Linked DNA regions of Mus musculus: all the other regions are linked to region 3. The links are chromatin contacts, found by Hi-C in ENCODE. All regions are on one chromosome and are shown on one strand. Each heading gives the region's core, a stretch centred on a gene start or an enhancer-like site at or near the end of the contact. The rest is flanking DNA. Distances are from core to core; before and after follow the strand shown.

The links. A loop is a pair of places that touch in the nucleus more often than their neighbours do.
Region 1: a map of heart shows a loop between it and region 3 (7-fold over the local background). The contact joins the promoter of Meis1 here to the enhancer-like site in region 3. A Hi-C loop is called at or near these places in 8 of 37 maps with a recorded cell type or tissue (adrenal gland, heart and left cerebral cortex).
Region 2: a loop to region 3 is called in a map of heart, with 5 times the contacts of the local background. The contact joins the promoter of 8430419K02Rik here to the enhancer-like site in region 3. A Hi-C loop is called at or near these places in 5 of 37 maps with a recorded cell type or tissue (adrenal gland and heart).

Annotation. Positions count from the first base shown.
Region 1 is chr11:19,017,533-19,020,397 of GRCm38, forward strand. Meis1 (Meis homeobox 1) reads right to left here and starts at 1,437. Exons shown (of 12, transcript NM_010789.3): 1 at 689-1,437. The coding sequence starts at 700. Gm16141 (a long non-coding RNA gene) reads left to right here. Exons shown (of 3, transcript XR_381070.4): 3 at 1-798.
Region 2 is chr11:18,876,353-18,879,124 of GRCm38, forward strand. It overlaps 8430419K02Rik (a long non-coding RNA gene), which reads right to left and starts at 1,258. Exons shown (of 4, transcript XR_003949854.1): 1 at 1-1,258.
Region 3 is chr11:17,685,577-17,688,276 of GRCm38, forward strand. No RefSeq gene overlaps it. Among named protein-coding and RNA genes, the nearest start is that of Etaa1, 270 kb to the right of the region's middle. Within about 2 kb of position 1,292, at least 1 of the 3 ENCODE cell types and tissues checked has a DNase peak (open chromatin) inside an H3K27ac peak, as active enhancers do.

The DNA.
Region 1 (2,865 bases), core at 187-2,686, 1.3 Mb after region 3:
GAAGCCACCTCTGCGGGGGCATCATTGTCTCAGTTTACTTTCAAGGCATTTTCATTCAAATAGGAATATTGGGGAAATTAGTATTGCATTTTAAAAGTGAGAGCTCTGTATTTAGTATCTAACTAGTACAGAACTTAGCTAAGGAAAAAATCTACAAACTTATTATCTTGCATAAAATCCCATGCAAATTAAAATTACTTTTATAAAAGGAATGTTTTTCCAACCAAAAATTCACTGCACCAGGACATTACTTAGCGGAAAATGCTCCCCATTTCTACTGATACTGAAGATGAATATAATCGATAATGAGGCAAAAGTTCTCAGCTGTTCATTTTCATTAAACATAGCTTTAAACTTTTGGTCCCTAAATGCTTAAATTACAGCACTGGATATGAAGCATCTTCCCCCTTGTCTTTTTTATCTTTTAAAACAGGTGATTCCTTGAGCTTGTATTTTTATTTATATAGCTGTTGGCTAGGAATCTATAGACAACTTGATCACTTGAATTAACCACAAGAAACATGCATAAGGCTGCAAACGCATTAAGTAAAACTGTCGATTTAGGCCGCGGCTTTAGGATCCTCATTCAAAAAGAGAGAAAGAAAAGAGGAAACTTAGTAGCAGTGTCTTTCAGCCACGTTTCAATTTAATCTCACATTTGACTTCCACAATTGCTTTTAATACGTACCCTTTGCGCCATCGGCCTCTCTGGCTCCCTTCCTACTTCAACTTCTAATATATCCTCTTTAAGGCCAGTGTGAAAAGAAACAAATATGCAAACTCCCCCGGAAAAAAAAATAAAGCACAACAATAACAAAAAAAAATCCCTTTGCGTCTCCAGCAGTGTGAATTACTGGTCCCAGATCTTCGGTCTACCGGACCTGAAGCAAGGCGCCCGCGTCGCTGAGCATAAAAGCGCTCTGGTTCCACCAAGACAGCAGTGGGAGGGGAAAAAAAAAGCAGATCTTCTCTCCCCCCCAAAAAAATCAGTTTAAAAAAAAAGAAAGAAAAGAAAAGAAAAAGAAAAAAAAAAAAGAGCGCCCCTCAGACCCAACTACCAAATCTCATGGCTTTCTGCCACTCCAGCTGTCAATCACAGGCGAGGTTGTCAACGTGGTGAATGAATGATCGTCCGTTCTGTCTTCTTCTGGTCAGAACACCTCAAATGTTAATATTCAAATGCACAAAGCCCTAGCGCCCGCTTTCCTTGAATCAGTCCTAATTCCTAATCAGTTTCTCTCTTCTCTCGCTCTCTTTCTCTTTCTCTCTCCCTCTTTGCAACTGCTGCACTGAAGGGAGATTAGAGAGGAGGGTTAAAAAAATGTCTGTCTGAGTTTGTCTTAAAGGAGCCACGATCGATGCTGCCCGCTTGCAGTCGCCGTGCGTGTGTAAAGTGTGTGTTGCACAGGCGGAGAGGTGGATTCCGACCAGAATGCTAGAACCCGGAAGTAGTGGTGGCCATAACAGGTCGCGTCTTACACAATGCATTGGGCTGCAGCAAGTAGGCTCCTCGGCAGGGGTGGGTGCGCGAAGCGAGCTCTGGCCGCACTGGAGAGGCAGAAAGACACTCCACAAATTCGCACGCCCAGGCACTAACACCACACACCCAGGGCACATGCACACAAATACAGGCTGCAGCTCCCAACCCGCCGGCTTTACGTCCCCTTCCAGCCTCTCTTCCCAAAGCGGACGCTTGAAATAAATCGGGAATAAACGTAGGGCAGGCAGATGCCGGAGTTAATTCGCTCAGGGCTCCGCTCATGAAAGACTTCAAGACTTTCCTCGAAATTATTGGGGTCTGCCAGTATTTTTCGGGGTGGGGGTGATGCCAAAAGTACTGGATTCTCTGCTAGACTCCCGGAGGAGAAAAGTCAAAGCCAGAGCAAGAAGAGGAGCTGGAACTGGACTGGAAAAGGTTCCGCTCGAGAGTCCTGAGAACGTGGGGTAGCGGTCGCCCGGGCGTTCTGCAGACTCAGCTTAGAGGTTTTCTTTTCTTTTCTTTTTTTTCTTTTGGTTTGGGTTTTTTCTTTCTTTCTTTATTTTTTTTTCTCCCCCCGCTGTCAGAAGTGGACGTAGGGCCGGAGGAAAGGAAATGCTTGCATTTTGTCACTTTGAGTCCGGACGTCCCCACCTCCTCTCTTGCAGCCCTCAGCCCCAGCCGCCGCGCGAAGTGAGGGAGGAAGGGAGGGAACAATGAGCCGAGCGCCGGGAATGTGCCCCCAGCGCTTGTTTACAAACACCGAGCTATTTATGACCGCTGGAGAACGAAACTCAACGCGGGCACCAAGCAGCCAGACCTTGCGGGCGGCCGGGGCCTGGGAGCCCCGGGACCCGAGGCTCTTTCTCGATTGCGCTACCGGCAAGTTTAGCCGTGCGCCCGGGGCGCGGCGAAGCTGCAGAGCTCCGCTGCGCTGCGGCTGGGGCTGCCTTTGTCTGGGCGACGCCGAGGGGCTCCAGCCTCGGCCTTGCTCGGGCCTGGAGACGCTGCGCTCCCTCCCACCCCCCACCCCCAGCTCTTTCAGCGGCGACGCCCGGAGCCGGCCTCCCAGACCTCCATCTCTCAATTTGTCTATCTCCGAACCCAGCCCCGTGAAAGCTCCCAGTTCCAGAGAAAAAGAAATCCACTTCGGAAGCTGAGATTTCAGACAAAAGCTGACCCTGCCCACAACTTAAAGTCTCCAACCAGCCAGTGGTTTTTAACTTTCTCTCTTGAAATACCACACCCTGGACTTAAAATTGTTTTTTGAGTCTTTTTATTCTCACTCTTCAGCTACTCTATCTAGTGGGGGTTATTTTACTCTTTATGTTTCTGCGCCCGGCTCTCGTGGCTTAGATTGCTCAGTCACAGTAGCTCTCGGAGCAGCT
Region 2 (2,772 bases), core at 8-2,507, 1.2 Mb after region 3:
CAAACTGGGCGCCCCACACACAAACCCACACCTCCCTGCTTACGGTCCAAACACCCGTTGAGAACCTATATCACCAATTTCTGCTTTAACTGCCTTCCCAAGGGCCGAGGGCCTGTGGGATCCAAAGTGGGGGAAGTTTCTAGGACTTTTAAGGAAACTTGAAGGAGCTTCTGCCCAACACACTGTGACACTATTCTTCTCCATTCTACCGGAGTGCTATACACTCTGGAAGCTCACCCTCTTGCCCAGCCTGACTGTTCAAGGCAGCCTCCAGGGCCCAAGCTCTCACCGACATGCTCCCATGAGCGCCCTGGGATTCGGAAGCCGGGGCTCCGTCTGGAAAAGTCCTGTGAAAGCATTCTGGCAACTACAAACCACTCTGAGGGGTTCCAATTGACGGAGCCCAGAGTGAGCCGAAGAAGTCTTTGAATATGCTTTTGCGCTAACTCATGGACACCCAGGCTACCGAGACAGTTAATTCTTCTTAACTTTGACTTTCAGATGGCGGAGGTGGGGATGGGGGCAAGCATAGGACTCTTCTGCAGACCCCGAGTACCTCGGAGTAGTGTGGGATCACAACTGAGACCCACCCGCCCACGTACCAGCTCCAGCCCCAGCCCCAGCCCCGATGTCGTGCAGAGGGAAACTAAAGGGAGTCTGAGACGCGGCTGGAGCTGGGTGAGCCGGCCGCGGCGGTCTCATTAGAGACATCTCAAAACTCCTCTCAGCCCACCCCCAACACCCCCCTCCCGCCTACACAGGGGGAGCTGAAAGCATCACTGAAGGCTCGGAATTCCAGCGTAAAAGAGCAGTTTTCCCCTTTCACAACGTTCGGACTTTGTCCCTGGAGTTACTCAGTATGCGCTTCTGCCCGGAATGCGATCCCCATACCCAGATCCATCTTCTCTAGGCCCGCTAGGACCCGGCACCCCAACTGCTGTCCTTGTCGTTTGGTCTCCCCAGGGCTCCACCTAGCACGCCTCTCCCCGCGGTAAAACTCGTGGGCCGGGTTCCCCGAGAGGAGACAGCCTCCAAAGGAACTCCTAATACCATCCATACAGCTTTAATGCGCTTATAATTCGATAAGTGATTTCAATTTGAAATTGTTAGTAACTAATTTTATGGGTAATTTTTCCACATCAAATATTTAAGCATCAGATTAAGGGCGCCAGTTCCGACGCATGATCATAAGGGGGTTTCTTCCCCCCCCCTCCCCCCCGCCCCCTCAAAACACACTGCCGCGCTCCGCCTCCCTCCGGTCTCCTACTGCGTCGTTTTTCCAAATCCCCAAAAGGTGGCAGTAGAAGACGACTTTCCTCTTTTCCTGCGGCTCAAAAGAAAGGACAGGGGTGAGGGGCTGGGGGGGGGGGGGAGCGGCGGGGGGAGGGGTGGGGCGAGAAGAGGGCCAGGAGGGACTGGACGGTGCCAGGACTTTGCAAGCTGAGCCTTTAACACGTTTCCACCACCGCGCTAGCGAGAGCAGTGGCGAATTTCCTGGAGACGTCTCGGGCCACGGCGGCGCGCCCGGCGGCCCTGGGGTCGGGGTGCGGGCGACTCGGCACATTTGCACTCAACCCTCAGCCTCGTACAAAAGCGGGAGACGCAGAGAGGGACCCACCGGCTTCTTTCCATTTCTTTGTAGTTTAATATTGTCAATACTGTACAACCAACCTTGGCTCCTCGAGGCCGGGCTCTTCGAACACATAAGTCGGGGGGGGGGGCTGTTAATGGGGGGGAACTGGGGAGGGTGGAGGGAAACTAGGGGCGCAGCGGATGAATTGCAGACCAGTTGCCAAACTTTTTCCCCCTGCTGCCGCTGCTGCGGCTGCCGTGGCTGCAGCCTTTGCTTTGAATGTGTGTAACTAGGAAACAGCAAGCCGTCTGAGAAGACGGAATTTCCAACGTGTAAAATGTTCTTAACGGAACCATTGAGCGAGTGCAATAAGGCGTGAGGGGGAACTAATCTTCCCATTTAAATGTTTGTGGCAATTTTATCTAAATGAATTTTAATGCTAAACGAGGGTAATTCCCCATTTGTAGCGCGTTTGCTTCTTTCCTGTGCTTCTAAAGCAGTCGAACATCGTGCAATGAACAATAACAATAAAAATACTTCCAAGGCATATTATTCATTTTGAATGTGTTATAATTACATTTGATTAAATATGATCGGGTAACATTTTTAAATTTTTTGTAAAAGAAACTTAGTCATACTAGTCTCATTCAGCCAGCGGACTCCCCCCACCCCCCCACCCCCACCCCCAAAAAAGAAGCCTGTATAATTGTGTGCCCTGTTTAGGGGAGGGCGTTTTGTTTTTGTCCTTTAAGAAACATCAAAACCACTCTCCACACCTCTATTATTTTCCTCCTTCCGATAAGTGTCGTCAATAACCTCAAAGCTGGCTCTGAAATTTACAAGAGGAAAAGCTAAAACAGAATTAAACGGGAGGGTGTCAGGGGCAGGAACAGAGAGACCTGAGGAGCAAGGCTCGCACAATCCTCACTCCGAGGGGGGAAACCATGGCACAAAAGCTTGCTTTATTTTTTTCTAATTCCTAGACATTAATGATCATGATTCTTTTTAATCTCCACATTCCCCAGCCCCCCTTTGCTTGCGCTCACTCTTCCCCTCCACCCCCAGCCTCTCCCCCTGTTCTTTTCACCACCCTCTCCTTTCCCCCTCCTCCCCCCTCCCCGGCTTTCTCCCCACCCCGCCCCCTCCTACCCCAACTAGGCTAGAGCCTCCAGGATAATAAAGGCTGACTCACCGGGCTT
Region 3 (2,700 bases), core at 42-2,541:
AGTTAATACGATTTATTCGTTAAGCTGATTATATTTTGTTGCTTCAAGTCTGACAAACTTCTAAAGTTGTCCACTTTTCTACTATGTCTCTGTTGCTCTATCTCCACTCCCGCCTCCATTCCTCCTTAGAGAATTTGTGGCGTCTGGGTTAAAATAGGTGGAAACAGTCTCTGTTTCCAGCCACCGCTCCCCAGCTTGGTTGGAATGCTCATCTGGTTGTGATAGAGCCTGCGGGTTCGGCCAGCAGTTCTTAAAATAGTTCCTTGGCTTATAAAAAAAATAGTCATTTGGGCAGCTCAGGGTTTGTTCTCTGGCTGCTTCTGGCAACTTGCTTTGGGGGGCACTGTTGCTCCAGTTTGGGAGTTACAGCTGGGCTTTAGTGAGTGATGGCTCTCTCTTGCACAATCTCAGATCTGCACCCCTTGTCAAGTAATCATTACAAATGTTTCACATAGGAGCAAGCTGGCACTAAGCAAAGGTCTGCCTTTTAAAAGAAGCATGGGCCCTAGGGGTGGGGACCACTCTGTCCTGACCATTGTAACATTTTCCCCTTTGACAGTGTAATTAAGTGCTAATTAACTAAATGAGTGTAAATGAGTGAAGGTTGAGATAAATATCTACATCTTCTTAATCTATTTTCCCCTCGAAGATTTGATAAAGGAAATTTGGATTTAATGGAAGATATCTGTCAATTATTTTTTTTAAGGTGGCAAATCTGTTTAGAAGGAACTGAAATACACCAGTTTTAATTTCTACAGGACAAGTTAACAGCATATGAATATAAGAGAGGTGCCATAAAATGGGGATGTGGTGCTGCAATAATTATGGTAAGGAGGCTTGGTGAAACTACCTTTTGCAAACATCTGCTTTCTGCTTTTTTTCATATCCTGCAGATGTTGCTGAACTGATGAAAAATACTGACAGGAGAATACATTAGCCCATGAAGTCATTTCAATGAATAAAGCAAAGACTAGCTTTTAACTTTCTAAAAAATCTACTTAGAAAAGAACTCTGCTTCCAGAATAGGGAGAGATTACACCAATAATTGAGAGGGGCCCAGGGCCTTCTAAAAGCGTCAATAGTGATCTCTTCTTGCCAAAGGGGAGAAGAGATGCTTTGTGGGGGAGCAGCCAGGGTAATAAATGAGAATCTTTGTAATTCAGGCACTTTTCCATTACCTTCCATGGTGAGTGATTAGAAATGAGACTGAGGAGCAGCCATGGAAAGCCCACTTTTGTGCTTGGCAGTAGAGCAAAAAGCTGCTGAGTTTTGCCCCAACTACCCTGCCTATCCTGCTAGGCAGCCCCTGAGGCTGAGACCAGAAACAGATTGACAGCTCTTGGGTTGGAGCAAGAATCTTGGAAAGGAGGTGCTATTTGTGGTTCCGGGCAGTCAATACCCTTCCCAGACAGGAAGTGGTAAGTCAGGCACATGTATGCTAAACTGCCTGGAAAGCAAGGACTGAGCCTGGGAAACGGCATTTAATGGGGTTCAGTTGCATATGAGATTAAAACCCTGAAATAAATGCAAAAGAACTATTTTGGCCTATACCCTATTTGGCAGGAGGATTAAGAGCCTGAAATAGTCCTCTGGCTGCCTGGGAACTCTGAATCACTCCCATTATTGATATAGCCACTTCGAGTCACAGCATCATGTGTTCAGAAGGCCCCAATTAAAATGTACAACAAGTGTTTTTCTGATAACCAACCTGGCAGATAAGAAGGATGTACTTATATAATGTTTTTGTTAAAAGAAAGACAACAAGAAAGAAAGAAAGTAAGAAAGAAAAAGAAAAAAGAAGAGAGAGAGAGAGATTCCAAAACAGAAACTGCACTTTTCTAATTCTTCTCTGAATTGACCTTTAATTGCTTACAGCTAGTAGTATCATCCTTTTTTCTTTTTCTTTTTTCCTTCTGAGGCAAAAGGACAAATCTGCACCATGTCTCGGGAAAGACTTTTTATTGTCTGTTCTATGAGGCCTGGAGGTCCCTGGAGAGGGATTCTTTCCTGACCACACAATCCTTCTGTTTTAGCCACAATGCACGGGTGATACCACCAATTACCTCTCTCCAGCTCTACCATTTACTCTAGTACTGGTGCATGGCATATTTCTTACTGGCATTAAAGGCGTTGCTTCATCTTTCCTCCTACCCAACCCTTCTTTTCTCTGCACCTGGCTAATTTCGGACTGTGATTTATCAGCTGTATTTCTCAATGCAGATTATCAGGTTCAACTCAATATGACCAGTTCTTGCTCCTTTGGGGGAATCTTGGCCCTAATGTAGAGTGGTATTTAAAGGCTATTTAGCCTCATTGGCAATATCATCATAATAACTTGTAACATTTATGCCTCTTCTAGTATGAGTGACATAGCTCCTCGGCTGTTTTAGTTCACTGATCATCTCTTCTCTGCCTTTGGCTAAGAGCAAATGTTGAATCTGCTGGTCCTCCCAGTGATAATGATATGAGTGAGCAGCAAAGTAAGATGCTGAGGTTATAGGTGAAGAAATAGATGCTCACAGAAACGAAAGCAATTTAAGATAATGCAGCCAGTGAAACTAGGATTCCACTTTCTTCAAGACTTTAAGTGTGCAGAGCAAGCAAGCCCCACTACTACAATAATAGCATTAAGAACCTAACTAACATAAGCCACAATGGAAATGTCCTTGTGAGGTCCTGTAGATGTGCCAAGAATGGGAC